Linked DNA regions of Mus musculus: all the other regions are linked to region 3. The links are chromatin loops, found by intact Hi-C in ENCODE. Cell type or tissue: left cerebral cortex. All regions are shown on one strand. Each heading gives the region's core, and the rest is flanking DNA. Links, peaks and the distances in the headings are about the cores only.

The links. A loop is a pair of places that touch in the nucleus more often than their neighbours do. Peaks named below come from ENCODE experiments on the same cell type or tissue, not always from the same donor. Only the 100,000 strongest peaks of a DNase experiment are listed, where the experiment ranks them.
Region 1: a loop joins it to region 3, with 3 times the contacts of the local background. A loop is called at or near these places in 5 of 42 quality-filtered maps.
Region 2: it touches region 3 in a loop (6-fold over the local background); 18 of 42 quality-filtered maps call a loop at or near these places.
Region 4: it touches region 3 in a loop (2.6-fold over the local background); 3 of 42 quality-filtered maps call a loop at or near these places.

What each region holds. Positions count from the first base shown.
Region 1 is chr1:87,214,742-87,222,608 of GRCm38, forward strand. Eif4e2 (eukaryotic translation initiation factor 4E member 2) reads left to right here. Exons shown (of 7, transcript NM_001039170.1): 2 at 4,840-4,954; 3 at 6,179-6,313. Among named protein-coding and RNA genes, the nearest start is that of Eif4e2, 4.8 kb to the left of the region's middle. In left cerebral cortex, for the core only: a CTCF peak has its summit at 3,451; a DNase peak (open chromatin) is centred at 3,403.
Region 2 is chr1:87,444,289-87,452,155 of GRCm38, forward strand. Gigyf2 (GRB10 interacting GYF protein 2) reads left to right here. Exons shown (of 29, transcript NM_146112.4): 28 at 2,024-2,171; 29 at 4,790-6,522. The coding sequence ends at 4,857. Among named protein-coding and RNA genes, the nearest start is that of Snorc, 22 kb to the right of the region's middle. In left cerebral cortex, for the core only: a CTCF peak has its summit at 3,385 (motif pointing right); DNase peaks (open chromatin) are centred at 3,398 and 4,828.
Region 3 is chr1:87,750,479-87,758,197 of GRCm38, forward strand. It overlaps Atg16l1 (autophagy related 16-like 1 (S. cerevisiae)), which reads left to right and starts at 5,533. Exons shown (of 18, transcript NM_029846.4): 1 at 5,533-5,836. The coding sequence starts at 5,722. Gm33517 (predicted gene, 33517) reads right to left here and starts at 5,268. Exons shown (of 4, transcript NR_157047.1): 1 at 4,847-5,268. In left cerebral cortex, for the core only: CTCF peaks have their summits at 4,350 and 5,418; DNase peaks (open chromatin) are centred at 4,314, 5,093 and 5,480; H3K4me3 peaks cover 2,012 bases; H3K27ac peaks cover 1,226 bases.
Region 4 is chr1:87,467,667-87,475,533 of GRCm38, forward strand. It overlaps Snorc (secondary ossification center associated regulator of chondrocyte maturation), which reads left to right and starts at 2,535. Exons shown (of 3, transcript NM_028473.2): 1 at 2,535-2,745; 2 at 7,357-7,539; 3 at 7,663-7,816. The coding sequence starts at 2,673. The coding sequence ends at 7,772. In left cerebral cortex, for the core only: no CTCF peak of the experiment used is centred there; DNase peaks (open chromatin) are centred at 4,502, 5,067, 5,442 and 6,259; H3K27ac peaks cover 71 bases.

The sequences.
Region 1 (7,867 bases), core at 1,273-6,272, 540 kb before region 3:
CGATTAAATCTTTTAGCATTTAAAAGTAATTTTCGTTTTCATCTAGCCCCACTTAAGTTAGTGTTTCACAAGAATTGTATCCCTGGGTAGATTGCAGTGCTCCCTCCTCTCTATGGTTTGTAGTGATCAAATCTGGTTTATCATTCAAAGGCCTACATTTTTAGTTTTAAGCCCACCAGCTGTTTGACAGTACAAAAGTCCTCCAGTCTGAGCCATCGATCTCACCTCTGTAGTGGTTAGGACCGGAAGGACCACATCACGCTCTGCAATACTTAGAGGTACTGTGTAAAATGCTGAGCATGAGCTGTGAAGGGAAAGTGGACTCACTGATAGGTGGTGAAGCTGCAGGTTTTCAATACAGTGAGTTCAGAGGTGCAGACTCAGGAAGTACTGGGATGGGGATTCCAGTTGTACAGCCAGCTCTTCCTTAGGTTTTCATGGTGGCTGAGTGAGCTCTGCTTCTTGAGAAAAGACCTGATGTCTTCTCCACCTTGCTTATTAGCAGAGTCCAGCAGGATAGAGATCCATTGGTCTCCTGTCATAGGCCCTGCAATACCTAGCTTCATACCTGCAGCCCTTCCTCCCTTCTTCTCCTATTGGAACAAATCAAACTGCATCCTAAGAAGATAGTTTTTAGGTTGCCTGTCTTGAATAAGGATGGTTATGTTGGCCACTGTCGTCGTCACTGTTCTGTTGCTGTTGAAGAGATGCCATGACCAGGCAACTGTTTTTTTGTTGTTGTTGTTTTTGGGGGGTGGGGGTGGGGTCTGAGACAGGGTTTCTCTGTGTAGCCCTGGCTGTCCTGGAACTCACTCTGTAGACCAGGCTGGCCTTGAACTCAGAGAAATCCGCCTGCCTCTGCCTCCCGAGTGCTGGGATTAAAGGTGTGTGTCACCACTGCCCGGCCGGGCAACTCTTATGACAAGTTTTTTCTTTTTCTTTTTTACTTATTTATTTAACTAACAAGGCCACACACCTCCTAATCCTTCCTAGCAGTTCTGCTCCCTGGTGACTAAGCATTCAAATATATGAGCCTATGGTGGTCATTCTTAGTCTAGCCACTGCAGCCACCCAGAGGCATCCCTGTGGATTTGTTTCCTAACTTTTTAGGTTAGCATAGAAAGTAGCAGGTTCTATTAGGACACCTTCATACTCAGGCCATTACTTTGTTCTCCTTCTTCCCTGCCCCCACTGGACTCGCTGTGGTCCCTCTCTAGCTCGCTTTTTTTCTTCTAGCTGTCCCCCAAGTCCCTATTGCATGTATTATATTCCTCTCTATTTCCCACTAGCTTCTTCCTAATAACTCTGCAAAAGAGATCTTGGCATGTTTTCTGATAGTTAAGGAAAATGAGGCTTTTCAAGGTTAAGTAACTAGTGCAAGATAGCCTAAAGGGCCAGCTCAGGCTCACTCTTCTACTTTGTTCAAGTGTCTTTATCAACATTTGCTGGGTGGTTTAATTGTTTATAACTATGAGCTGTTGTAAAGAGTAGGGTCTTTTAATGCCCTCTTCCTCCTTCTTCTTCTTTTTTTCAATTATTTATTTTGTATATGAGACACTGTCACTGTCCTCAGACATACCAGAAGAGGCCATTAGATCTCATTACACATGGTTGTGAGCTACCATGTGATTGCTCACATTGAACTTAGGACTTGGAAGAGCGGTTAGTACTTTTAACTGTTGAGTTATCTCTTCAACCCCACCTGTCTTCTAACTTTGCAATAAAGGACAAAAATAAAAGCTTGCTTTTATTTGAAATTAGCAATTAAAATGGTACCCTTGTCCCTGGTTTTGGTTTTGTCATTTCAGATTTTCTTGTGAAAACCCTGCAGTTTGTAGAATGTTGCTCCTTATTTGGAGTCTGTACTCTTTATAACATCTCCCCAGAATTTTCCAGAATCATTCTCAAAGCGTAGTCTCCAGTGAGTGCAGTAGTATGATCTGATGGACACAGATTAAAGAGGCCCTCTAACCTCCTTTAATATGTGGGCTCTGCCTCTAAGTGTGACCAAAGCTGCTAATAGCTTTAAAGGGTGGTCATTAGACTCAACAAGTGGTAAGGTCTCATTGCCTTTCATGTTATTAACATGTGAAACTCTAAGATGCCCTCTCAAGAAGTACAGCCCCAACTGTGATAAACTTGGTTTTCAGGTCCTGGGTTTTGGAAGGCCAGCCTTGATTTGGTTCCTATTTTATATGGTTCTCTTTCTGTCATTAGCTTTTGGCCTATTTTTAAGTGTTTCTAAACTACCTAATTTGATGTTTGGAGATCCATCCCTTAAACATGTTTGTTTTATGTTCGTGTGTGTTGCTAGAGATAAGAGTGGAAAATTAAAGTTCCTCCCTGCACAGAATTTGCCTAGTTCGGACGGTGTTGGGAATTACCTGGACAGGAACTTGGAAAGCTAACCCAAGTGTCACTTAGTCTGAACATGAATTGGATAGGTTAGCCTGCAGAGTGCTGCTGCTTTAAGCCAGGAAGAACCGATTCTGAAAAGCAGGCCTGCCTTTGCTTAGGTCTCTGCTTATGTGCAGAGAGGAGATGAAAGCAGCCTAGGTATGGGGGCACACACTCTTAAAATCCCAGGTAGACGAAGCTCTGAGTTTAGTGCCTGCCTGGTATACATAGTGAGTTCCAGGACAGCCATGGCTACATAGAGAGACCTCTTTTCATAAGATGTGAGAGAAAGGGAAGGGGGGGGCAGGAGAGAGAAAGCAATGTTTATTGGTAGAGTCCTTGCCTTCTGTGAAGGAGGTGCTGGATTTTATTACCAGCACAGCCAAAACTAAAATAAAGGTCAGGGCGTAAAAAGACAAAATGAAGTCCATTGAGGTTCCTATTTGCTGGCTTAGAAAGGAGTCTGAGATGGCTTCAAAATGATAATAGCATTGTTTCTTCTCTGCCTTAACTGTTTTTGTTTTCTTTTTGTTTCCTAGTAGTGTCTAAAAGAAAACCACTAGAAAAGAAAGGAATAGAACACTTTTCTTGGGCTGGCAAAAATGAGAAGTCCTAGGTGACTGTCCTTCTTCAACCAAACTCTAGTAAAGTGACTTTAGAGGCTGTAGTAGGAATTAGGAGCTGAAGAGAAAACAAAAGGGCTTGTGTCCCTAGATGAGACTGAAGCAGTAGAAAAATCCATGAGATATTCTTGTTCAAATGAATGGACACAGCAGGGTGGAAGGGGTTCATTGGGAACAGGCAGGGAATGTTTGTAGACATGCTAACAGAATGGCCCTTTGCACCTAGTTGAGCCTTTGTATACCTTATCTCTCCTCAGTTCTTGGAGGACAGGTACTCTGGTACCCGGTGAGCTGCTTGGTAAATGTTGGTAATTTTTAATCCATGGGTCTTGTGTCCAAGGCAGGCTCGACTTGAAAAGGAAACCAAGCAAAACAAGTTTAACCAAGGGAAAGGAAGTTTACTAAGCACTGGTGATACCTCTGAGCAGCAGACAGATGGCAGTGTCCAGCTCTGCTTGCTCATCAGTTCCAACACCTTTCTCTTTCTGGATTGCCTATTCCTTTTGCTCCGAGTCTTGATTCTTTCATGGACCCTAAAGCTGGCCTAGCTTCTAAATTCTTGGTCTTTGCTCTCTTGGATGAAATCAATGTAGAGAGAGAATTCTTTATTTTGAAAAAAGGTTCTGAGGCCTAGGTTACTAGGCAGACCAGACTACCCTTTGCTCCTATGCCTTACCTAGTTGGGTCTTGACCAGGGTGGGGATGGGGAGATCTGTATCACAGGGAATGGCTACATGAGTATCTCTTGCAGTATGGCTGCCTGTTAGGCAGAGCAGGTACCCCAACACATGACTTATTCATCCTATTATTTATAGGTGTATTTTATACATTAGGTATTAAAGATTCCAGTGTGTAGGTTCCCGTGGTTGAACTCAGTCTGCAAGCTTGGGCACAAGAGCCCTTACCCTCTGAGCAAGCTGAGCAGATTGAGCAAATGCACTTTTATCTTTGTGCACTAACATGCTTGTTTTTGTCTGCATCTGGTGGGTCATAGGTGGTTTCATGTTTGACTCTACTTATGAGACAACATATCCACGCCTCCTTTTGTTTTCATTTAGCCTTTATTCTGTGTCATCTTGTTTTGGGTGTCAGTGATACTGAGATGAAGTATGATATTGCTCTAAAGAAACCTCAATGTCTTGAAGAAGAAACAGGCAGGAAGGATTTGCACCTTGAGCTAGAAGCGAGGTGTTTGCCAGTGGGAAGAGTTGTTGGAGAGGAGACACAATTTCTAAATTTTTGTGAAAAGCACTTTGTGTTGTGTGCTACTCTAGAGGATAGGTAATTAGGAAGTTGGCAGTGGAGCATCTTAAGGTTGCAGGTTCAATAACAGACTCACACCTAGAAAGTGTAGAGGATGGATGGAGAAGAGAGACTGACATCAGACCTGCTTATAGACTGATGATGACCTATTTGACTGGAGAAGGATAATGGCCTAAGGTGTGGAGTGAGGACAGCTAGGAGAGAGATGGGAAGGAGCAGTATACAGATGGGCAAGTTTAACTTTCAGATGTCAGGGGAATTATTTGTCCAGAAATTCTCATTACGAGTTTGTCTTTGATAACAAAAAACATCTCTTTAACTGCTTTGTTATGCTGTTGGAAAACAGAAAGCTGTTCGCTAGAGTTCATGGGGTAGCTAGTTTAATAGTTTTTTTTAATAGTTTTTTATTTAATATTCCTGGTTTGCTTTTCCTTTTGCCTTTCAGATATGCCTCACAGGCCTGGGATTCAAGTGACTTGGGCTATGACCTTGTGGCTTTGTTAGGTAACTCAAATAGTTTAGTCATGGAATGACATTATTTTGCTTTCCTATGTAGCTTAAAAGATGATGACAGTGGAGACCATGATCAGAATGAAGAAAACAGCACACAGAAAGATGGTGAGAAGGAAAAAACAGACCGAGACAAGAGCCAGAGCAGTGGCAAGAGGAAGGTATGTTTGGGGTGATGATACAGGTGTAGTGAGCCTTGGTTATCTCATGGAGTCTCTCTATAGCAGATTCCCTCTTTTGGAATCTCTGATTGTTCTTAAAACAAGGTTGAGGGGGCTGGACAGACTTCTCATCCCTGTGCTCTTGTGCACACTCTCAAACCCATACACAAGAAGATCAGGGACTAGGATGTCACTCTGTGAGTGGTATATATAGTATAAGGCCTTGAGTTCAATCCCTAGCACTGAAGAAAGAGGAAAGGTATGGAGAGGGAGCAAGAGGGTAAAAAGGAGGAGGACATGGGTCACTGGGTGTGGTCAAAGCCTGGTAGAGATGTGTGGAAATGTCACAGTGAAATCCTTAGTATGCCAGTCTTTAGTAGTGGATGTTGGGGAGGTGGTACTGGAGTGGGCATATGTTGAGATAATGAATACCCATCGTGTTATGAGAAAGGCAGAAAGTTGTGTTACAGCAACTTAGAATCAGCTAACTAGCAAAGAGTATACTGTGTGAGCAGACTTCAGAAGGTTGCAAATAATTGAAATTATGGTATTATTTTCAGTTGTGAAGGTGATAAAGAAATACACTTTAAAAAAAAACAAAAACAAAAATCCACAGTCTGGTTGTGTAGCCCTGACTAGCCGGGAACTCAGTCTGATAATGAAGATGATCTCTGACAGTTTTCTGTCTCAGCCTCCCAGTACTAGGATAAAGATTGTGCCACCACATCTGGTAGGAGTGGCACTGTAAAATGTTTATTAGGAATCAGAGAAATGGCTCATCAGGCACAGGCCTGATGATTAAGTTCAATCCTCAGATCCCACAGTGAAAAGGGAAGAGCCAGCTCTCTGAATGTTCTCCTTTGAGCTACACACCATAGCATACATGCTCTCACATTCTGTCTGTCATACACATGCATGATAGTAATAAGCATAATTTTAAAAATCAAGGTGCTGAAGAAGTGACTTAGTAGTTAAGAGCATTGCTATTCTTCCAGAGGACCAGAGTTTGATCCTCTGCACCCATGCCAGATAGCTCACAAACCCTCCTCTGGCCTCTGCAAGCACCCATGTGCACGAATGCATGTGTGCATGTATACATACACAAATAAAGTATATAAATGTGAACATAATATAAACAATCCAATAAAATGGCCTCTCAGCATTGTGACAATGAAGTACAAGTTTGCTGTGACTGTGAGCTAATGTTCCTTCTGCACTTCCCAGGCTGTTGTCCCTGGACCAGCAGAGCATCCCCTGCAGTACAACTACACCTTTTGGTACTCGAGGAGAACCCCTGGCCGTCCCACCAGCTCGCAGAGCTATGAGCAGAACATCAAGCAGATTGGCACCTTTGCCTCTGTGAGTACTTAGTTGTTTGCTGAAACATCCCTTGGTCTGGTGCTCCTACCAGCATTTCTGTTGCTGTGTAGCTCCTTTCCTAGTAACCTACTAAACACTCTAGTTTCTTTACTTGGCTGAGCTGTTTCCCCAAGGTCATGTTTGTTCAGTCCTTAGGTCAGTTGTTAGACATCCATAGGTATGTGCAGGTAATTTATGTGTGGGAATGGTAGCTCTGATCAGAAAGGCATATACAAAAATTAAAAGGGGTTTGGTTTGAGGATTTTTATTTTTATTGTAGCAGATATTTATTGAATCTTTATATACAGAGAGTCATAAGAGAGACAGTTTCATTGTTTATATTATCTGTCCTCATAAAATTGGATTCTGATAAAATTATTTTTGTGGCTGCCATCAATACAGTTGTTCAGGCTCCTCACCCCAGCCCACCCTTACCTTCCCTCCTGTCTCTTTACTACATTTGTAAATGTGGAGACCCTGAGTGCAATTAACACCAGTATTGTCTTGTTGACCAAAGGTTTTCCTGCACCCCTATATGCGATAGACATGTTTAGTCTCTGTGCAGAATTGGTTTTCTGACAGTTTTTGCTGTGTAATACGAGGCTGGTCTGGATCTTGCCACAGTTCTGTCTTAAGTGCTGGGATTATAGATGTGAGCTAACACACAAGCCATCAGTTTTGGTTGTCTACTATGTGAGAATGTTAGACCAGTTTCCAAGTACAGTTGCATTGCAGCCTTTATGTTAGGAACAATTGGTTAAACATTAGGATCAGAGAAGGAGCTGGGAAAGGCATTTCAGGGTTCTGTTAAGTTACATCCCCCCCCCCCCCTTATAACATTAAGAGGTTTGCCATCAGCACTCTCAGTATTCAAAATAGAGCCTGAAGTCTGCTGTCATAATTCATGGCATTAGGAAATGGTCTGTAGTGGAAGCAGTTGGATCTCTTGAGTTCAAGGCTTCCAGGTATACAACTAGAGCTACTCAAGAAACCCTGTCTTGTTGAAAAACCTTAAAGGAAAAATAGAAAGAAGGAAGGAAGGGCCTGTGATACTAAATCCCTTCCGGAGAATAATGATAACGTGAGGCTCTTCAAATCCAAAGCTGTAGTTCCAGTGTTTTGTTTTTCAAAGTTTCTTTTCTTCTTTTCCCTCCCACTACACCCTCCCCTTCCTTACCTTTTTAGAAACACTCTCATTATGCTGGCCTAGAAGTCACTATTATAGACTAGGCTGGCCTTGAACTCACCAAGGTCTTCCTGCTTCCGCCACTATTATCTGGCCTAAAGGTTTATTTTTCACTTTTGTTTACATGTTTGGGTATATATGCATACGTGCTTGTGGGTATCTCAGAGACCAGAAGAGGATATTGGGTTCCCTAGAGCTGGAGTTAAGGTGGTTATGAGCCTTCTGCTGTGGGTGCTGGGAATCAAACTCCAGCCGTCTGGAAGCATAGCAAATGCTCCTGACCATTGAGTCATCTCCTCAGCCCCCTCAGATGGCTTTTTTTTGTTGTTGTTTGTTTTTCCGAGACAGGGTTTCTCTGTGTAGCCCTG
Region 2 (7,867 bases), core at 1,203-6,202, 310 kb before region 3:
GAATCATGTTGTAAATATCTGAAATACAGGATATCGGATATACAGCCCCTGTAAAACGGTTGTTTGACATTCCCGCGGCCCCCCCCCCAAAAAAAAAGGGTGTCATGACCCTTCTCTGGTTTAGAACCACTGCTCTATAAAGTCTGAGTGACTAGGAAATTGGAGTACTGGCATTGTCTTTACGAATTACACAGGGTTAAGTTCTTCAAGTCTCATTAACACAGTGTCTAATTGGTGCATAATGTGTCTCAAGATTTCGTTTGAGGCATTGTTGACATTGTTGATTCCTTAATACTGATTCCCCACCCCCACAGTGCGGCTGTCATTCTCACTTGTACAGACTCCACTGCACATCTTCTCCCTTGGATGCAGCACAGTCTTTCTGGGCTCAGAAGTACTCCATAGCATCTAAGCCTTAGACTTGGAAGCCAAAACAGAGATGTGAAAGCATTGTACTAGATGACTGACAGAAAGAGACACATGCTTATAGGGTGTGACTGAAGTAGGAAGGTGGATACTCCCTTGCCCTTTGTCAGCTGAGAACACGTGCCTTGGGGGTTAAATATTGTTTTGCCTCTCTGAGCAAGTATGCTCATAATGGCAATAAAAAATAAACTTTAGTGACTTTACAAATGTGGGATCTTTAAGGGCTGGTAATATATGTTTTCTGAAAGACAAATTGGCAAGGTTCATGATTGGCAAGGCTAAAAATACTCATATCCTTGAACCTCATTATTCTATTAGACATGATAACAGTGTTGTAGATCCAAGATGTGGGAAAATACACTGTAGCACAAGGCATTTTAGATCTGTGTGAAGCAGACTTAGGGCTAAATTAAGAGGCAGTGTCAGGTCTCCAATACCAGAACACAGTAGAACAGATGTCTTGGGACATTGCGGGAGCATGAGGTATGAAGTAGTGCAGAAAACACTGCACCTGTGGGATGCTCTCCTGTGTGCCTATTTAGTCTACAGTGCTTTCTCTGCTCCTTCCGTGGCACTGCCCCTGATCTTTGAACTGGAATCTAAGAACAGCAAGAACAAAGGATTAGTGAGCTGTCTTATAGTTTAACCAGTTAGCCAGTGTGTGGGCAGTATTCAGGTAACAAATACATTCTGGGATTGCCTGTATAAGTAACATGGCTTTGGCCTTTAGTGTATGGCCAACTGGTTCTTTGACTTGTGTACTAGAGAACAACCATTTTTTGCTGTGAGTCAGATGTGTGTATTACCATAGTGTTGATAACTATATGCTGTGAATTGCATTTCTTTTGTTTGTTCCCTTGTTTTTGTTTGTTTGGTTTTTGGGGTTTTTTTTGTTGTTGTTTGGTTGTTTTGTTTTTTCCACAACAGGGTTTCTCTGTGTAACCCTGGCTGTCCTGGAACTTGCTCTGTAGACCAGGCTGGCCTTGAACTCACAGAGATTTACCTGCGTCTGCCTCCTGAGTGCTGGGATTAAAGGTGTGAGCCACTACTGCCCGACTATATTGCATTTCTTAATTGATGACATAGATAACTGTATCCGATGGAAAACTTAGGGCTTCTCTGATAGAGCTGAAGTGAAAGCCTGAAGGTCTAGGAGAGACTTTGTAGAGATAGCAGGCATCAAGTAGAGTGTTGAGAGTGAGGGCTGGTAGCTCAGTGGCCCACACTTACTGCTGGGACTGGGGTAGGGTTTTTTGTTTTGTTTTTTTTTTAGATTTATTTTTAAAATAGTTTAAAATTGTTTTAAATTGTATGTTGTGGGTCAGTGAGTATATACACATGAGTACCCACATGATCAAACATGCGATACCCCTGAAGCTGCAGTTACAGGCAGTTATAAACTGCCTAACAGGGAAGCAGACTCCGGTCCTCTGCAAGAATAGTATGCACCCTTAACCACTGAGCCATCTCCTCAGCCAGAGGATTTTTGTTAACAGACTCAAACTTGACAAGGCAAAGGCAAGCCAGCCATTTTCTTAGAGCAGTCCATATCCACGTGCACTGCATAATTGTAGTTGTGTTGTGTCTTGTTTCATAGGACTCTGTCTGGGGGATGAACCATAGTACACTCCATTCGGTATTTCAGACCAATCAAAGCAACAACCAACAATCAAATTTTGAGGCTGTGCAAAGTGGCAAGAAGAAGAAAAAGCAGAAGATGGTTCGAGCAGATCCCAGTTTATTAGGTAAGACTAGGCCTGGACTCTCAGGTGGGGTGAGAGGAAGGTTTTGGGTGCTGACAGTAACCAGATACATCGCTGCAGTCTTCATGTAAAGATTCATTTTACTATCTGGTTTTAAGAATAGGCAATATTTCCTGGGTGTGTAAGTGTAGGAGATTTGCCCATGTGCTAGTATAGACAAACTAGCAGTATGATTCTGGTCCTTCAAACTTTAAAGCCTTACTTAGAATTTCATGCAAAAATAACGAAAGTGGACAACAACAGTAGAGCTAGTTGAGAAGTTCAGGTGCTTATTTCTGCTGGAAGCAGATGTTCAACTAAGCAGTGCTTGTTACGTCCACTTTCTGTAGGTCCTGGGCAACTGCACTGCCAGGACACCCACTTGTCTTGGCCAGTGAGCTGCAGGCCTTCTCCACTCTTCTGTGGTAGATGCCTCCATATCTAGTACTGAGAGCTGTTGTCCTCATATGCAGCAGCTTCCTAAAAAAAGCAGATGCCTAAATTAGGGCTTTAAATGACTCCAGGGATGGTAGGGAACAGTATTTCATAAGTAATGAATGTAAGTTGCTTTGTATCTTAAATTGGCCCAACAAACCCATAAATAAATAAATAAATAAATAAATAAATAAATAAATAAATAAATAAATAAATAAATAGTGATAAATGAAATCCTTCACTGCTTTTGAACATGAAGTTAATGGAAACTTGGCTGTCATAGTCGATTTTCTTCTTCTCTGGAGTGTTAATATTAAACATGGGTCAGAAACTATAAAATTCAGACAGAGCTGAGCAGATTTCTAACTACTTGCAGCTGAGAAGCCCTTGTGATGTAGCTTACAGGTGTGAGAGGCTGCTCCACGGATGTTTGTCCTTGCAGTGTGGTCTTGGTCTTCTGCCAGAGACCCCAGCAGGGATGTCAGCATCTCTCAGGACATGGGAGGTGGGTCAGTTCTCTCAGGCTTGGAAGGGCAGTCAGCGCAGGAGCAGAGCTTCCCACTGAAGCCAAGTCACTGCCTACTTACCCCTCTTTCTGGAAATGCCTCTGAAAGTTTTTAATTTTCTTTCAGTTTTTCTGCTTATTCATTTTCATATATTACTTTCCAATGGGTGTATTCCCTGCAAATTTATAGGTTGAGAATTTTTTTCCATGCACATACTGGAAAAATAGGTTCCAATTTGATCTAAAGTGACCACAGAGAGCAGACTGCAAAGGAACCAGCAGAGGGCGCCCCAGCCTCACTTCACTTCTAGGCGCCCTTCACTCTTCTCTGGTCATACTGATTGTAAGGGTTCCCAGGGGGCCCGTGTAAACCATTTGGGGGTGATAAAATATATAGCTTCCTCTCAGTCAGACTCCCCTTTGTAGAAACACAAAGACATTGTCATAATCCTAAAAGGAAGCATGAAGGTGAGTGTTGTAGACCTAGTAGAAAGTGGTCTGTGGAGCAGCAGAGTGAGGAAATCCCCTTTTGTGATGCCCTGCCTTTCATGGCACTCACAGGCTGTTGCTTTTTGAAGTTGGAAGGCTAAGTTTATGCCTGACTGAGCTCCTAAATCAGTTAAGTCAGAGCATGTCTGCTAAAAAGCCTCACCTTGTAATCAGCACATTAAAACATCAAATAATCTTTATTTCTCAATAGCTTTCTCTTTTCCTATCTTGATTAATATTAGTTGATTTTTAAATTACATTTCTTCTGTGCTATGCAACTTGTTGTTTCTATCTCACTTAATTTGTTTTTGAACTGAAATCAAACCTGCTTCAGAATAATAAAGGCAATAGCTCATTTCATAGACTGCTGGGCTTTAGGTTTTTAGACTTACCAAGTAAAACCATCACCTGACAGATACAAACACTAAGCCTTCAGTATTTCCAAGGGAAAAACGGGTTCTCAGGTGGGTTGTGGGTGGAGTTTCTGGTTGGGCCTGTGTATGGAGTTTGGTGTACTCACTTCTCCGTGTGTGTGCCTTGTCACACAGCAGCTTTCTCCATAGCTTCTTAGTTAGTAAACAGGCTTCTTTATTTTTTTAAATCTTATTTTTGATCCTGTTAATTAAGCCATCTTATTATGCAAGACTTTATTTGTTATTAGAACATTTCAAATGCGTATTTATTTGAAAATTTAAACATTGAGGTACAAAATGAAGGTGTGAAAAACCCACCCAGTACCAGCAACCGCAGCAGAGTGGAGGGCGTTGACTGTTTGCTTTTGGCGTCCAAATAACAGCTGAAACAGTTGAGGATTCATCCAGGGCTGAGGAACTGGGGAGCTTTCTTGGAGCTGCTCCCTCTCAAGAGGCCCATCACTAAAATTCTAATCAACTTGTGGTTATGGATTTTATTGTAAAAGTCCCTTCATGTGACCAGTAGCGTTAGGTATTCTAATGTCACAGTGCTTGTGATTACTGTCGGTTATGCCTCTCCTAAGCTGATTCCATTCCAGTCTGACTGACCAGAGATCCTTTTCTGCATAGGTATGCTTGCATCTTTCTTCTTGTCTTTCTTCTGTACCCAGTTTAGTGTAAATCTTAAGCATAAGAGACTTAAATTCCAGCCAGCTGCTTGAAATTGAACCACTTGGCAGTCAGAACAGTCGCTCATAAACTTATTTTGTCTCTTGTAGGGTTTTCAGTCAACGCCTCGTCAGAGCGACTGAACATGGGTGAGATTGAGACTCTGGATGACTACTGAGTTCCTGCCGCTGTGCCAGCCTTCCCACTCCCGCCTAGTGACCATGGTTTCTCCTCATTGGACACAACATACGTTCACCATTTTCTCTGTCACTCTGCAACAAATCACAGAACCAATCATCTCAGGCTTTTTTTTTTCCTAGCCCTTTGTGTCCAAGATTACTTTAGATCACTGTTGGTGAGCATCTCAGACTGTACCTAGTGGACCAGCCCTTGTCTCAGGGTGGCAGTTGGGGCTGCTCCCCAGCAGAGCTAATGTTGCCAGCACACATTCACTGTGCGTTGATTTCATCTACTGTCTCCTGGAAGTGTGTTGGAATCTGCCAATAGCAGATCACTTTCTCTTATCACTTTTCTTGTTCTGTTTTGTTCTTTCTCCCCACCCCTCTATTCCACCCCATACCGGCAAAGGGCCTTAACTGGTGCAGTCATGAAGAGAGTTAATGGTTAATAGACATTGGCCAGCAACAAATCACCCCCTGGACAGTAACTTCTCTATTGCCACAGGCAGGCATAACTCTGTCTGTAGGTTGCATGACCATTGTTAACGTGGGGATTGCATCAGAGGCCTGAGAGGGGTGTAGATTGGCTTGTTTGATGTTGCACACCCTCGCTGTTCTTTCTGAAGAAAGGATGCGTGTGTTCTTCATTAGATAGTAACTTTCTAAGCAAGCTGTGTTCTCCCTAACATATTCCAACGTTACTACTGGACAAAAGAAACCCTATGGCCTGGGACAGGGACTTAATTTTCCTTTCATATAAAAACTGATCTCCCCTCCTCCCATAAATATTTTTACTTCAAGGACTAGGACCAGTTTGTTTTGGGCCCTTATGTGAAAATTTGTCTCGTTTAAGAGGCATCTTTACCATATGTATGAATTTGTGTAATTTCAACTCGGATAGGGATAAACTTTTGCTTCTGATAAAAGCTGGGAATTTCATCTGTTCCTCAGAGCACCGTGTGCATGTTTTGCCATGGCCCTGAAAAGGTCTTGTGAAAAGATTCTGGGATGGCAAGTTGTTTGCCTTTTCTGAAAAGAGAACATACAAAGCCTGACCATCTTTAAGACCTTCATCCGTGGAAACCACTATGCAGGAGGATGCAATGGGGTATGGGGATGGCAGGCACAGGAGTGGGAGGCCTGCTCCATAGCAAGGCCAAGTGTACTCAAGCTCTGTACAGACAGACTCTGACTGCTTCTGCTCCTCGCCTAGTGAACATCACCTGGGATAGTCGAACACCTCGGCGGCAGCTGTGGGTCAGCTGGGCCTGTGCAAGAGGTGCTGTGGTGGGCAGCTCGGCATCTGTGCCTGGACAAGGCTGGAGTTGCTCTCAGAGCAGTTTGGTATTGGAAGATTATATTTGGTTTCTATTTTTATTATTTTGCATCACCATTCTCCCTATCCTTTCTTGCCTCTCTCCCTCCTAAATGTGTACAATAACTATACAGAGACTGCTACAAACTTGTAAATAGTTTTTGGATCAAATAGCATAAGGAGATAGGAACCATTAAAATGTGAGACTCCTCTCCTTTGCTTTGTAAATTCAAAAGGGGGGGTGGGGAAGAGGGATAGTTAAAATGTTTACAAAACTTTAAGCTCCCTCGGAACTTTTGCCAGTGTGGAGGAAAATAAAAAAAAATTAAATAAAATGTGTTGTGGTCTCTCTGAGTGTCTTGTACTCGCCTCTCTTGAGGCTGAGCTTGGCATGAAACTCTCCCTCTTGATGGCATGGAGCAGCCGTGGCACCACAGGCTTTGGAGATGAGAAGCAGTTTGGGCCACTCTGGGAGGAGCGGTGACTAGGCCTGTGTTTGGGAAGGTGGAGTCCGGCTGAAGGTTGGGAAGCCTTCCTGCACGGCTACGGCCAGTGTGCTGAGCTGGAGACTGGAGACTGCCTTTGAACCACAGATCCTCAGAATGTCCTTCCCTGAACTTGCCCAGCTCTTCTCTCAAACTCTCTCTGTTCCAGCAAGATAAAAATAAATGTAAAAACAAGCTGGGGTAGAGTGGACATATTAGGAGAACAGAGCCATCTTAGTCATGGAGTGTGCCCTTTGTTTAACCAAGAGCCTTTTTCTTTTTTCCCCACTTACTTCCCAGTTAGTGAACTTTTTTTTTCTGGGAACATTTCTCATCTCTTGATTACGCATTTTCATACTCCTTTTCAGTTGTTTCCTTCATTATTTCCTGCAGGGGTTCTTTTGTGGAGGGGCTGTCAAGGAGTTGCTGGGGATAGTACTCTGGGCATGGCACATGCTAAGCTTACATTCTGCTACTGGGTATTCTAGAGGATTGGGTCAGAACCCTTGCACATAACAAAATCTTAACTGTCTAATTCAAAGAGGTGTACTTTTTTGCATATAATCTACATCTTCCAGTATACTTTAAAATCACCTGTAGATTATTTGAAATGCCCCAGTTTGTGTAAATGTTATGTAAGAAAATAATGACTTGAAAACTATGTTCAGTACTGCTGTGATTTCCCCAGGATATTTTGCATCCTAGGTTTAACTTGGCATTGTAGAACCTTTGGGTGCTGAGAACCAACAGTTTGTGTTTTGTGTACTGGGTTTTAGAGTTTTGTTTGTTTGTTTTAAAGCAAACCAGCTTGATAGAGACTGTTTCCAAAATAGCTTCTGTTCTGGTCACTGTTGCTCTATAGAAAAATTTCAACAAATTGTTGCAGGGACTTTGTTATATTGGTAATTTTTTTTTTGGTTGTGAGTTAAGGAAGGGATTATCCTGTAGTCTTATGAGTCAACTGTCAAGTGGAACTGCTTGCCTTCTGAAAGTTTAGTGAGATGGATTTTTCAGGACTGCCTCTCAAGTAAGGGACATCTCGTGGTGGTAGGCTAGAACTCAGCTGATGTTTGCAGGAGCTGTTAAGGTTGGCTTCACTGGGGGCGGGGAGTTGGGGGGGAGAATGGGCTTGGCAGGTGATGGTGGGTCCCCTTCCCTTAGGTTCCTTGCTGTGATACTGGATTTGATTCCATGGTAGGAGTATGACTA
Region 3 (7,719 bases), core at 2,720-7,719:
CCCCCCCCCCCCCCCCGGTCACTGCCTGCTGCCCGTCAGGATGCTCTCTCTACTGGCTAATTTGTAGATGAATTACAAATCACTTAAATTTGTTTTCTAGCCTGTGTAGTGGCACATTCCTTCAATCTCACCACTCAAACGGCATAGGCAGGTTGATCTCTGTAAATTCGGGACCAGCTTGGTTAACATAGAGTTCTAGGACCACCAAAACTACATAGTGAGACCCTGTCTGTAAAAATAAAATATAAAATAACATTTGTTTGTTTTATGGGTCCCAGTCAAGCTGAGCTGCAATGCCAGTTGGACAGGAAATCATGTGGGTGAGTGGTCACCATGGACAGAGTGCTGGCATCCAGCTGCCTATATCTGAACCCAGATCTAAGTAGGCTTCTTCAGGCAAGTACTTAACACAGAAGATCTATGGTATATGCTGGTTTTTCTATGAGCAACTGACAGAATCTACAATAATTTAACCAATCTCTTCAAGTTGGAAAAAACATCTCTAACTTGACACTATTAGAAGCAACGCTATGACAAACATTTTTGCATATGGTTATGCATCAAAATATTATTTGACATAACTTCAAGTGGTTGCTAGCTGAGCAAATTAGCAAACATACCAATTATGTTTTAATTATATGCCTGTCAGAAAATTCTCATGATTAGTTGACAAGATTTGGTGCCATGTTGAAGATAACTCTCAGGACCTGCTTCCTCATTTACTTCCCTGCAGGAGGAAATAACTTACATGTGATTCCCAGGGTTCCCTTTAATGCCTCCAGAGAAACTATTGGGGTATCCTTACTACAGGTCTAGAACCTGTTCTCCATGTTTGTTCTGTTCCAACGATTTCTTAACTGTCTATGAAGGATCTTCTTTTTTGTTATTCTTTGATTCTTTTTTATAGTTCAGTCTTTATCCCCCTCCTGGTCTACCCTCTGACTATTCCTCATCCCATACCTTCCCCCCCCCCGTGTCTCCAACAGAATGTCTCCACTCCACCCCCCACCAGATCTCCCTACTCCCTGAGGCCTCAAGTCTCTTGAGGGTTAGATGCATATGAAGGATCTTTTTACTAGAAGACTCTGACATTCCATTCCCCTTTTGTGAATCCTACATTGTGTGGCTCCATATCTTTTTAATCAAATTTTATTTACTGTTTGTACACATGCACCTGTGTTGTGTCTATGTGTGTACATGAGTGCCCCAGTGTGTATGTATGTGTGAAGGTCAGAGGAAAACTGGCAGGAGTCCATTATTTCTAGTGTATGTGCCCTAGGTCTTGAACTCGGGTCACCAAGCTTGGCAACAATTACCCTTACCTGCTGAGCCATTTCATTGGTCCTTGTTACAATCTTACTAACCTGCTAAAAGCAACATATTCACTAGACTGTTAAAGGGAATGATGTTCAGACAATTCTGAACCAATTTTTCTGTTCAAGTGAGCTTGTCAAACAAAGCCATCTGTCTTAGTCAGGGTTTCTATTCCTGCACAAAACATCATGACCAAAAATCAAGTTGGGGAGGAAAGGGTCCATTCAGCTTATACTTCCACATTGCTGTTTATCACAAAAAAGTCAGAACAGGAACTCACACAGGGTAGAAACTTGGAGACAGGAGTGGATGCAGAAGTCATGGAGGAATGCTGCTTACGGGCTTGCTTCCCCTGGTTTGCTCAGCTTGCTTTCTTATAGAACCCAAGACTACTTGTCCAGGGATGGTCTGGGCCCTCCACACTTGATCACTAATTGAGAAAATGCCTTACAGCTGGATCTCATGGACGTATTTCCTCAAGGGAGGCTCCTTTCTCTGTGATAACTCCAGCTTGTGTCAGGTTGACACATAAACCCGGACAGTACACCATCTTTCTAAGGGTCTGTGTGTCATCAGTTTCTCCCTTCTAACTTCTACTAGTATTGGATTGCCTTCTGAGGCTCCTAGGAGTATAATGAAGGACAGAATCTCTGATTCATTGTTCACAGCTTTTATTAGCTCTATTTTCATCCATCTCCTTCTCGTGGTGGTGGTGGTAGTGAGGCATTTCTAAGGTCAGTGGTTCTGAGCACAGAGGCACATGACTATAGATAGTCTCAGCTACTCCAGAGGGCAGATATAAGAACATCTGGTAGAATGCAACTTGTGGAGAGAATCTGAAAGCAGGGGGTTCTAGGAGACAGCTTAATTCCCTGCTCCTAACTTTGTACAGCTTGAGAAGCAATTGTGAAACCATGGCCCAACATTCACAGCAAAACGTCAACTTTCTTAACAGAGATCCATGCGATCATTTCCGGGAGCATGAAAGGTCACCAAAAAGGAGCCAGAGATGAAACAGATGTCTTAGGTTTTTGGTGGTTGGTTTTTTTGAGACAGGTTCTGGCTATCACAGAACTCACCATGTAGACCAGGCTTGCCTCAAATCATGAGAGACCCACCTGTCTCTGCCTCCCCAGTGAGCCATCCAGCCCAGCTTTCAGTCTGTTAATCAAGAAAACAATGCACAGGCTCGCCTTCAGGCCAATCTTATGGAGACAGTTTCTTAGAGGAGGTTCCCTCTTCCCAGACTGCGTCAGGTTAAAAGAAAATAAACAACAAACAGAACACAAAACTAGTACAGCATCAGGAAAGCTACCAGACATCTCTCCTAGATAATACTGTAATATCCGAAATGAATTCAAGACCACCTAGTACCTTCCCCCTCTGAAAAGGACTTTCCAAACTATACAAGCAGGCCAAGTGCAGAGCCAGGCTAAACAAATGTAAAAACATAGTTTTAGCAGTCAAAATTACTAACTTTGCTACTGCTAAAATAATATTAGCTGTTCTCAGAGAAATAACCATAACAAGATTAGCAATTCTCCTACTCTGCCCCACACTAAATTCTGACAAAGACCACAAACCACCCTGACCTTGTTGCGAGAATTTCCTTGATGTTAATAGCTGTGACGTTAATAGCTGATCCATAAGTTTAAAATGTACCATTACTTTGCTGACCAAATCATAATAACCCACCATGGGGGGGCAAGAAAAGTGAGGGACTAGGCCAAAGGGTTATTTAGTCACTACACAAACCAACCAATGCCTGAAAGAGTTACTTGCTACACCAATGAGAACCCTGTCGCTCAAATCTGCCCCTTACAAAGGTATAAAAAAGTGTGTTCTTTCTTTGTTCTGGGTCTCTCCTCTGGCCTGCGTGCTGAGAGGGAAGTCCCCAACATGTTGGATCAATAAAAATCCTCATGCGTTTTGCAGTGATGGCGGCGGTCTCTGTGGTCCTTGTAAGAGTCTTTTGATAAACTACAACAACAATAATAATGATAATAATAGGGATAATAATATATACAAAGAGCTCAAGAAGCTGGACTCCAGAAATTCAAATAACCCCATTAAAAATGGGGTACAGAGTTAAAGAATTCTCACCTGAGGAATACCGAATGGCTGAGAAGCACCTGAAAAAAAGTTCAACATCCTTAATCATCAGGGAAATGCAAATCAAAACATCCCTGAGATTCCACCTCACACCAGTCAGAATGGCTAAGATCAAAAATTCAGGTGACAGCAGATGCTGGGGAGGATGTGAAGAAAGAGGAACATTCCTCCATTGCTGGTGGGATTGCAAGCTTGTACAACCACTCTGGAAGTCAGTCTGGCGGTTCCTCAGAAAATTGGACATAATACTACCAGAAGATCCAGCAATACCTCTCCTGGGCATATACCCAGAAGATGTTCCAACTGGTAATAAGAACACATGCTCCACTATGTTCATAGCAGCCTTATTTATAATAGCCAGAAGCTGGAAAGAACCCAGATGTCCCTCAACAGAGGAATGTATACAGAAAATGTGATAATTTACACAATGGAGTACTACTCAGCTATTAAAAACAATGAATTTATGAAATTCTTGGATAAATGGATGTATCTGGAGGATATCATCCTGAGTGAAGTAACCCAATCACTATAGAACACACATGATATGCACTCACTGATAAGGGGATATTAGCCCAGAAACTTAGAATACCCAAGATACAATTTGCAAAACACAAGAAAATCAAGAAGAGGGAAGACCAACAGGTGGATACTTCATTCCTCCTTAAAATAGGGAACAAAATATCCATGAAAGGAGTTACAGAGACAAAGTTTGGAGCTAAAAGGATGGACTATCCAGAGACTACCCCACCTGGGGATCCATCCCATAATCAGCCACCAAACTCAGACACTATTGCACACACTAGCAAGATTTTGCTGAAGGGACCTTGGTATAACTGTCTTCCTGGCAAATACAGAAGTGGATGCTCACAGTCATCTATAAGATGGATCACAGGGCCCCCAGTGGAGAAGCTAGAGAGAGCATACAAGGAGCTGAAGGGGTTTGCAACCCTATAGGTGGAACAACAATATGAACTAACCAGTACCCCCAGAGTTTGTATCTCTAGCTGCATATGTAGCAGAAGATGGCCTAGTCGGCCATCACTGGGAAGAGAGGCCCCTTGGTATTGCAAACTTTATTTGCCCCAATTCAGGGGAATGCCAGGGCCAAGAAGTGGGAGTGGGTGGGTATGGGAGCAGGGCGGGGGGAGGGTATAGGGAACTTTCCGGATAGCATTTGAAATGTATATAAAGAAAAATTGTGAATCTCAAAAAAAAAAAAAAAGTGATAATAATACTACCCAAGGCTCCACGGCGAGTGTGTGTGTGTGAGTATGTGTGTGTATGAGTTTACAGTCTGCATTCCTCCAGCCTCAACCTGTGGGCTTTTCTGGAAAACCAGAAGTACCCTAAAAGGTTGAACCAATCTTCCTTGTTTTGAGAGAGAAATGGGTGGCCTTACTCCATGAATTATGCTACTCACCTCCTTTTCATTAAGAAAAAAAAATAAATCCCCAACAAAGATATCTTTTAAAAAAAAATCCACTCCTCTCTTTGGCGTGTTTACTTTGCTAAATTTCTCTTTAAACTGTGTCTCTCAATTGATTCATATCCTTTGAGAGCGTAGTAACCAAAAGACCAAAAAGATGGTTTGAGTCTAGGTGTTTGAGATCAGCCTTGAAGGCACACACAGGCATGAGCTAAAATTCAGTTTGCGTAGGTCTTGGAGGGACGCAGTTGTCTATGTGAAGACAGTTTTGCCATGCAGCAGAGAGAAATTACATTTCACGGCTTTTCACCTTCCGGTTAAATACCATTACTACCCCCATTTTACAGGTTAGGCACCTAATACTTAGGGAGGTTGTCACTCAACGACAATCATTCACTATACACAGGGGAGCTCCCACTTCTGAGCTGAAATTAAAAAAAAAAAAAAAAAAAAAAAAAAAAAGATGCACACACAATGTAAAAGGAGGAAGGAAACAGACACCCCCGGACAAAACCACCCCATTTCCTGTCTTCTTCCGCGAAGCCAGGGTGCCTCCCAGCGGCTGCCTCTCATCACCGACGCTTCCGGCTTCAAGGTTGCGTCATTTGAGAGCGTCCCGCGAAGTCTCGGCCGGGAGCTTGCGCGCGGCCTAGGACGTCGGGCTACGAGGCGGGCCTTCCGGCCTTCTCCAGAATAATTTCCGGCAGAGACCGGAAAATCTTCCCGGATCGCCTCCGGGTGCCCTGTGTGGGAAGGTGAGGTTCCGGCGGCCGGCTTCTGTTCGCTGGCGGCTGGCAGCACGCTGCAGCCTGCAGCCCCCCAGTGTCGGCACGGATCGGCCGCCCTGAGGCGCCGGGGCAGCGTTCGGCATGTCGTCGGGCCTGCGCGCCGCAGACTTTCCCCGCTGGAAGCGTCACATCGCGGAGGAACTGAGGCGCCGGGACCGACTGCAGAGGCAGGCGTTCGAGGAGATCATTCTGCAGTGTGAGCGGCACGCGCGGGCCCGGGGCGGGGAGTGGAACGCGCCGTGGCAGCGAGAACCCCGGCTCCGCCCGCGCGCATGGCGGCCTCGTCGGGGACCTGGCGTCCCGCACGTCTCGAGCCCTTTCGTTGCTTACCTTCCTTCTTTGGCTTAAACCTTAGGCGCGATCATGGAGGGTTCCCCTTTTCCAGGTTCTTTCCACAGACATCGTTTGCAGTTGTAAATCTCGATAACCCAGGCGGCGCCGATGCACTTAGGTAGTCAGGCTCCAAAAACGTCGTGTTTAAGGAATCGAGTTCAAGACAGAGATTGACTTTACGCATTAACTCGAGAGATGGACGTTCTCTTCGGAATGCTGTGGAACTAGTGGTTTTTGACTTCTCAGGCCTCTCCATATTGTTGGTACACATTTGAGTTTTAGGATTTGTCCACTGGGTCATTTGCTATTATTGAAAGCCTTAAGTGAGAAAAAAAGAGTGGTCTCTTCGCCGCTCTTTGCGAATTTTAAGGATCGAAAGTATCTTGTATTCTTAAGGCGGGTTCTCAACGATCATTTTCGTGCCTCGTGTTCCCAATTTAGCCAATCTGTTTCACATTTGAACGAATGCGTTGACACTCCTCGATCCTGAGGTTCCATCTGCTTCCTGAGATAGCCTGGGCATAGTCTTCCTAAGTTTTTGCGGGTAGTGGGATTTGAAATCGTAGTACTGCTATTTGCATTCTGATGGGGATAAATCAGTAGTTATTTACACGTTAGAATCATCTGGGGATGTACTTGACAATCAAAAACACTCCAGACTAATTAAGTCAGTATAAATGACAGAAGATAAAATAGTCCCATACTTTTTTTATGCTTCCTGAGTGGTTCGATTTGCACACACGTTTGAGCATTTTAAGTAATTGGCATGTATTGTTTCATGTTAAATTTTTATGAAGCACCAAGGCCAACGATGATGAAGTTGCAGTATGGGTTAATGTTGGGGCTGAGGTTAGACATTGGTTTTAAGACACTTGTGCATTTGCCTTTGTTGGCTCTCCTGAGGAATGGCTCTTTCTCAGCACTTAGCCCTTTAAAAGGAGAGCAGGAAAGGGACGCTGTCTCTGGTGTGTTGCTTCCTTGCACTCTGGGAGAGCAATGGCTATTAATGTAGCCCAGGAATCTGTTTACACGTTTTATGGGTTCCGTTCTTGTTTCTCTTTAAAAGATAATGTAGTTAAAATCTGACAGATTGGGTCAGAGATCTCACTAGGTCCTTACAGACATTTCTAGTTTGGTGCATCTTTAAAATGGGAGTGAAGATATGCCCTGCCTGCTTCATAAAAATAGAGTGTATATAAGGGCATTAAACAACATCTATAATAATCTTGGAGACAACTTGAGTCATTTTCGTTTTGTTTTGATTTTTTTTTTTAAATTTCAAAACTGGATAACCTATTGGTAGGAGAGTGTCAAACCATTGGAACAGTCAGAGATGGGAAATATTTTAAATAATGAAGATTCTTTCCAAGTTAATGAGGGATGAGCTGAGATGAATTTCAGGTGATCAGGTCCTTAAATAATACTATCTACTTAGAGCAGAGGAATCTGGGACATCTGTCAACAACCACAGAAGAAAGAAGTTTTCGGTGTTTATAGACTTTGGAGGGTGGGATCTTTGTACTTGCTAGGCTAGTGAAGGCACTAGATAGACTACAAAGCTGTAATTTAGGAAACTAATCCTACTGTTCACGCTATTTTAGGTTGTTACTAGTATTTGCCAGTTTAGGGAAGGTGCTGGATAGAACGTAAGGTCTGGCTGATCCTCAGTCAGTCACGGAATAGCTGTTTGAGAAGAGAACACAGCATGGGAGGCCAATGGAGCAGGTTGGGCAGACAACCTTTGCT
Region 4 (7,867 bases), core at 1,585-6,584, 280 kb before region 3:
GGAGACAGAAAACATCCCCCGAAGCAAGCTGACTGAAATAGTTTGGTCAGCAAGCTTGGGGTTCAGAGAGATCCTGCCTCAGTAAATAATGTGGCGAGTGATTGAGGAAGATACCAGCTGAAGTCTCTGCCTTCCATAGGCATGTATACAAGGGCACGTGTGCCCACATACATGTGAACATGTATGTCTGGACAGATAGATCGATAGATAGATGATAGATAGATAGATAGATAGATAGATAGATAGATAGATAGATAGATAGATAGATAGATTTGTAGATAGATAGATAGATAGATAGATAGATAGATAGATAGATAGATAGATGTTCATCACATATACATTCAAAAAGAATTTTTAAAGTCTACTAAAGTAAGTGTCTGTGAGGACATGAAGCGCCATGAACCTCAAACTGTTTTCAGACAGTGCGAACCTGAACACTTGCCTGCACTTGGACCCAGAAGGTTCATTTCCAGACACATAGCCAAGAGACACTGGCATCCACAAGGGAGGATGTGCAAGAACATGGAAGCTATATTTGTAAGAACCCCAGTCTGGAAACATCCTGATTACTACGGATGCTCTGAGACACACTCTTAGGGCAGTATATGTCCCAGCACCAGAAGCAAAGATGCCCATCGGTGGGTGTGGGCTTGAGAGGAGCCATGCTGGCATGCCGAGCGTGGTTTTGGCTGATGGGGGCAGAGATTACACACATGTACATGGATACAAGAGTTCGCTGACCTGTACACAAAATTTCTGCACATTTTTTTTTTTTATGATTTGGATATGAAGTGTCATCCCAAAAGGCTCGTGTGTTGAAGGTATAGTCTCCAGCTGGTGGCACTATTGAGAAAAGATTGCATTATGTGTGTGGTAACTTCATTAGTGACTTAGCTGTTTCATCGATGGGTTCACAGCTGAAGGAAGCAGAACCTGGTTGGGAGTAGACCTCAGCATGCTTTTCAAAGTGTGTCTTGTCCCCAGCCAGGTGTGTCTCCCTGCCTTTCTTCCTCTGCTGTGAGAACCGCAGCCTCCCCTGTTCCCTGCCACCACTGTGATGCTCTGCCTCTCCGTAGGCTCAAGCAACAGGACAAGTTGACCAGGACCATAAAACCTGCAGCCATGAGCCAGAGTAAACTCTTTTAAAAAGTCATCTCTGGCACTTTGTCACAGCAACGAAAGGTTGATTCATGCACCTCGTGTGCATGCTTCTCTTCTGAAAATGAACACACAAGGGGGAGCGATATGAAAATTCATAAAAATGTAAGTGCTGTGAAGAACCTTAAAGTGACCCAACGACAGGACACAGGCTGACTGACCAAGCTCAGACCTGGAGAAACATGATGATGAGTGTAGCTACTACTTTCTAGGGAAGAAGATAGAGTGCAAAGGCCCTGGGGCAGGAGCCACGCTAGTATCCTGCAGGAGCCCTATTGTTGGGGCCAGCAGCTGGAACATAGGGAGAGAGCAGGAAAGCAGAGGGAAGACTGGCTAGGGAATTTGCCTTTTTGTTTGGAAAACTATGAAGTAGCAGAGCCTCAGGGGCTTAAGAGACTTGGGGAACTTGCAGGGTGAGCACACCTGTGTGTGTGTGTGTGTGTGTGTGTGTGTGTGTGTGTGTGTGTGCGCGCGTGTGTTGAAGTCCATCTGTGGGTGTAGGCAGAGGCTGAGGAGGCCAATGTGCTTGGTCAGACCTGTTGGGAAGGTAGTGAGCTGAACTCTGAGCCAAGCCCAGGCTTAAAGGTGAAACTGAGTCTCTGGATTAGTGGAGAGTGCCTACAAGAACAAGGGAGCCAGGGAGAAGGACTTGTGCATTGAGACCTTCCTGGAAGGGGCCTAGAGCGGCTGGCCAAGGGGCTTTAATAGAAAATGCCTCACAACCTTAGCTTTAGTAAGGGCCAGTGGAAGGGTCCTGAGCAGGGTCTCCCAGAGTCCTGAGCACAGTGGCTCAAGGCATTTGTTGTGCCTGGGTGAGGCTCCTGTCTTGGGAGGCTGGGAAAGTTTGTACTTTCACTAGTCCAGGAATATGTGTGTGTGTGTGTGTGTGTGTGTGTGAGAGAGAGAGAGAGAGAGAGAGAGAGAGAGAGAGAGACAGAGAGAGTGAGACAGAGAGACAGAGACAGAGAGACAGAGAAGAGAAAGAGGAGGGGAGCAGGGCAGAGACAGAGAGAGAGGAAAGGAACCCTCTCTCTCCCCTCCCCTCCCCTCCCCTCCCCTCCCCTTCTCTCCCTTTCTCTCCCCTTTTCTCTCCTCTCCTCTCCTCTCCTCTCCTCTCCTCTCCTCTCCTCTCCTCTCCTCTCCTCTCCTCTCCTCTCCTCTCCTCTCCTCTCCTCTCCTCTCCTCTCCTCTCCTCTCCTCTCCTCTCCTCTCCTCTCCAGGGTGGGGCTGTTTGGTAGTTCAGGACTGCAGGTCTGTCTGAGTGCGCTCTCTCTCTCTCTCTCTCTCTCTCTCTCTCTCTCTCTCTCTCTCTCTCTCTCTCTGTGTGTGTGTGTGTGTGTGTGTGTGTGTGTGTGTGCATGCGCGTGCATGTGTGAGGGGCGGGCACGGTGTCCCAGGAGGACAGAGTTTGCATTGATGAAAACCCTTCCCAGCTCTTTGAAGCCTCTTTCCCGCTGCCTGAGCCCAGCCGCCTAGTCCTCTGTGTCCCATAAGACTGCTCACTCCCTGCCAGGATGGCATCTTGTCTGGCCCTGCGCGTGGCGCTGCTGCTCATCTCTGGGGTCCTGGCCCCTGCGGTGCTCACAGGTAAGGGGCGCAGGCCCTCAGCTCTGCTGCTACCAACTTCTCAGGGCCAATAACTACCACTGGGACCAGATCCTCCAGTACCTATGGGGTACAAGCCCCTCACACAAGGTGGGATTCCCAGCTGTGGTGATTCTGGGAGACTCCCACAATGCTGGCTGGTAGAAACCGAGTAAGATGATGTATGTTAGCAGCAGGATGGGTGGCCATTGAAAAAGACTTGGGTATCAGGGTCTGGTACATTTGGCTGTCTGATGTTCTTGGGGTAATACTTTGCCGCTAGAACACCTGGAGACTTCTGGACCTGGGAGGCTGGAGGACTCATCAGACATAAGGCAAAGGGCTAAAGGCCAGAGACCCTCTGGGCAGAAAACCCAGAGACTCATGATTCCTTTAAATTCTGCAAACCCTTTCCTTCTGACTTACGACCTAGGTGCTGTCCCCATAGAGATAAATATTTCTTAGAGTCTTTTGCAGGATAGTGAGGAAACTGGACTGAGCCCTAGGTGGCCTCTCTGGGGTCTGAAAAAAACACTGCATGGCAGGCCTGCTCTGGGTCTGCTTCAGAGCAGGGACATAGGCACAGATAGGCTTTGATTATGAGAAAATAAATCTCGCGCAGTTGTTCAGTAGTCTGCAGAAAGGCCTCTGGGTTCCCTGGTTGTCTTACAACATTGCTGCCTGAACTTTAGGGGTGTCTGTGTGTCTACAAAGGAAAGAAGTCACCTCTGTGGTAGAAGCATAGCCTCGGAACTCGCGGCCACACCCCAGGATGGTGACGGTGGTCTGTGGGCCGTTCTACCTCCCCTCAACACCCCAGGAAATAGCTAAAGACCTGACTCTGCCCAGCCTGGCTCATACCTCTCTTGGCCATTTCCTAATCTGTAGAAGGTGGCACCCACTACGCTGCCTCCCTCATAGTGGGATGCTAAGGCCTCACCAGGGCTCAATGCAGGGCTCTGAGGATGGCCAAATGTCCAGTCAACACTCAGTGTTCAGAGTGTGAGCAGGGTTCAAAGCCCGAATGGATTTTGGGGAGAACCATCTCTTCTCATATGTTGGGACACACCCAGCTTCTGGAGTGGGAGCTGTGCTCGGTAATGTAGCCTGAAGTACCCCTGAGTTAGGACTTACAGTGGGAGGAGGCATTTTCTATTGCCTAGGACTTGGAGCTGAGACCCACACCGCTTCCTGCCACAGTGAGGCTGTTGCCTGGCAGGACCCTGCAGCTGGAGCCTTCCTAGTGGCTCCTGTCCAGGTTTCTGTTAGGTTTCTTCCAACCTAAGCCTCTAGCCAGAGCCCCGGTCAGATTATACATACACAACTCTAGTGGGTGGGCTTTCTGTTCCCACAGAAGCTTTGGGAATAGCCAAGACCTCGCCTGACCTCACCTCCCTCTTTTTCCACGACTTCCTTCTCCCCTAGGAACAGGCGGGCCCACAGCAGGCATGAGCATGCAAATCCCACCTTGGGTTTTGGGGTTCTGGCTATTCTGGGAGTGGGGAGATAGGAGGTTCTCAGAACTAGCCATGGACGCATAGGTCTGCACAGGTGTGTACGAGGTCTGTGGCCCTGTCTCTCCTGGGCTGCAGTCTCATAGCAGGAAAGAGGAGATGGGGTACTCCTGGGGTACTCCAGCCTGCCACCCTTCCCGCCTCAGCTGGTGGCCACAGCCACTGAGGTAGGGGAGCAGGCCAGGTTGAGTGGGCAGGAGGCCAGGGTGGGGATGAAAAGGCTCTTCATGTCTGCACAAAGGCCGTCTGTGAGCATGGGCGCCTGGCCTGGGGGCCTGTGGTCAGACCAACCGTTGAACAAACTTATTTACCAAAAGGCAGAGGAGCTTGGGGTGGTGGGGTTAAGGGGACAGCCTGGGGTATCCAAGCTTGTGACACTGACACCGTGTCACCTCTGCCAGAACAGAAACTCCTGTGACCTTGCTCACTGTCATGGTGTTTGAGTGTCCTTGTGGCCAAGGTGGACAGAACAGAAATCTCCTGCCGTGCCTGCCCTCTCCATCAACGCTTGCCTCTGCCCTCTACACTCTGCTCCCGGGGCCCCTGTACACACCTCCCAGGCCTCCTCCTCCCCACCCTCACCCCTCTCCTCCTGGCACACTGGCCTATAGTTCCTGGCTTCACCAGATGACTGGAAGGGAGCTGGCTTGCTGCTCTTTCTTAATGTTCTAAGTCTGGAGAACATGGCTTGCATAGGAAAAACAAGATAACGCCTTGGCTACGGCCCACAGGTGCACCCCTTCCTTGGTGGGTTGGGGCAAACTCAGTCCCTGGCCAGGAAGTAGGCACCACTTCGGCTGGCTGGCCCTGGCACTCAGAAGCCTTGGGCGGCCTCCCTGGTCAGACGCCTGGTACTGGAGGTGAGCTTTGGCCAGTAGAGGTGGGATAGGGAGGGGCCAGCCTGTTTGTCTATTTTGGGTGTGTCGTGAAGAGTCTCGGGACAGACAGGCAGTCTATGAAGCCCAGACCTCAAGGCCTGTTGAATGGCAGGCATACTTGCTTTTTTTTTTCCAGCCCTAGGAGCCTGACACTAGATTGCTTGAGACCTGAGGTCGTTCATTGTGGTTCTCAGACTATGAACACTGCCTCCTCTAAGCAGGTCACTGTGGCCTCACAGAGCACTCTCCACGCTTAGAGGGAGGCTGGCTGGGGCCACTCTATGAGAGGGAGGCTTCTGCAGTAGGAGGCAAAGGTCTTCGTGGGCCTTTTGCCAGTCTTTTCTGAAAAGGGGGTCTAGTTTTGGGACGCCCCGGGGCACATGATGGTAGTCCCTACCTACAAGCTGAGTCTCAAGTCCGGCCCAGGCTTGTGAGATGCTTTAGGCTAATGCCTAAAGGACCTGCCAAAATCCTAAGGGACCTGCCAAAATCCTAAGGGACCTGCCAAAATCCTAAGGGATCTACCAAAATCCTAAGGGATCTGCCAAAATTTTATGGTGCAAAGATTTCAATTTTACCAAAAAAAAAAAAAAAAAAGTTGTAAAATTATCTTCTGAACTCTGGCACAGATTTTACCTGGTCACCAGTCACCACTATTTGCCACATAGCTACCCAGGCCCAAATGCAGAAGCAAAATTGCCGACATCATTTGACCTCTGTTGTTGAGAACAAGGGCAGTCTCTTTCCCAACCAGAATGTGGCTTCAAACTGGGACAGTAACCCCAGCACTGTATTTACCTGCCTTACCCAGATTCTCTGATAGAACACAGGACCCCTCCCTGTCCTGGTCCAGAACAAACCCTCACACTTCTTTCTCCTTTCCAGACCTTGGCGTTTTTTGTTTGTTTGTTTGTTTTTGTTTTTGTTTTTTGAAGGGCTTAGTTATTTTGAGGTTGACCAGAGTCGGGCTTTGGCTGTGTCCTGTTTACCCTGGGAGATGGGGGGAAACCATGAACAGGAACACTCCAGTCTCATGGGTCTATCCTGGGCTATCCTTATTCTGAGCCTGTCCACAGAGGGACAGAGGCACCCAAAGATGGAGCCCTTAGCTCAAAGGAGTTCCAGGGACCTGCAAGTTGTGGAAGAGCTGGTAAGAGAGGTACAGCTTTACTGGAGGACACTGGGAAGACAGAGCCATCACTAGCCTGTCCAGGGCTTTGGACCACCATGGCTGTCTCCACTTAACCTGAACCTTGACTTTCTTTACTCTGATTAGGAATAAAATGATCCCTGTGCCGCAGGCAGCTAATTAATTAGATGATCGAATGATATCCATTGGGTCTCTGTATGGAACCTGCTTGGGGCTGAATGCCCCTGGCTTTCCTTCCCAGATGAAATCAAGCCTTGGTCAGGGGACCAGCTGAGATACCTGACAGACAGGCTAAGGGGACCTTAGAGCCTGATACCAGCCTGGTCTTGAACTTGTCATGGGGGAGACACTGGCCTAGTGGGTGGTGCTCTGGGCTTTACAGACTGGGCTTCTTATAGTGGTGTGTGTTTAGGGGGAGGGAAGGCTGAGGCAGTGGAAACATCAGGCCATGTGACTGGTATCCATCCTGTGTTTCCTATCTTTTTGCTTCACTCTGGGATCCCTGAGTACCCCAAACCATGCCGACTCCCAGCCCCAGAGGTAGAGGACTGTTGATGAAATGCAGCTCAGGGTGCTGAGACCGATGGAGTGTGGGAAGCCTGCCTTTGCTGGCCACCTCCCCTTCATCTGTCCCCCATTTCCTGCAAGCAGCAATATGCTGTCTTGGATTGAAGGGGCAGACGGGTAGGGGGGCTGCTAGAGGCCCAGGGTTGGCTTCTCCCAGCCTTCGTCTGAGAAGTGGTACCCTCAAAGGTCCTTGACTAGGCTTTTGCCCCAGGTGATAGCTGAGCTGTATCTGCCCTGGGGGACAGAGCAACCCCCACTTTTTGCAACTGTCCCTGGCTCTCTGCCCCCTATCAATCTGTCTTCTAATGGCTTCAATGCTCAACAGGTGTTTTGTGGGTCACATGTGAATGGTTTCCCAAACTTAGGAGAGAATTTCTGAGCCAGGTGCCTTACCTTGTGAAATGTGGGAGCTGGTGTAGGGCATCCCTTAGTTGATCTGGTGGAGAGAGTTGGCATCCCTGCCCACAGACTACCTGAGCTCCACTGTCTATTTTTGACTTTGCAGCAGAGGGTCCCCAGGAGCCCGATCCCACCCTGTGGAACGAGCCTATTGAATTGCCCTCTGGTGAAGGTCCCCTGGAGAGCACAAGCCACAACCAGGAATTTGCTGTCTCTGGCCCTCCGTTCCCCACCTCTGCTCCAGCACCAGAGGACAGCACCCCTCCTGCCAGGGTGGACCAGGATGGAGGTAGGACCTGGGCGGAGCAAGGAGAGGGGAGGGAGGAGGATGAGAGGTAAAGAAGGCATTGAAGGGCAGGCCTGGGCTGGATTTGGGAAGGGGAGGGGTAACATGGTCCTCTGTCCTCCATAGGATCGCTTGGACCAGGCGCCATTGCAGCCATCGTGATCGCTGCCCTGCTGGCTACCTGCGTGGTGCTGGCACTCGTGGTCGTCGCGCTAAGGAAGTTTTCCGCTTCTTGAAGCCAATAAAGGAGCCGCACAGGCCGGCCCGCGGCGACTCTGCATCTTGTGCTCTCCTTTGTCCCCTCCGTATCCCCGCGTGTGCGAGCCCGTGT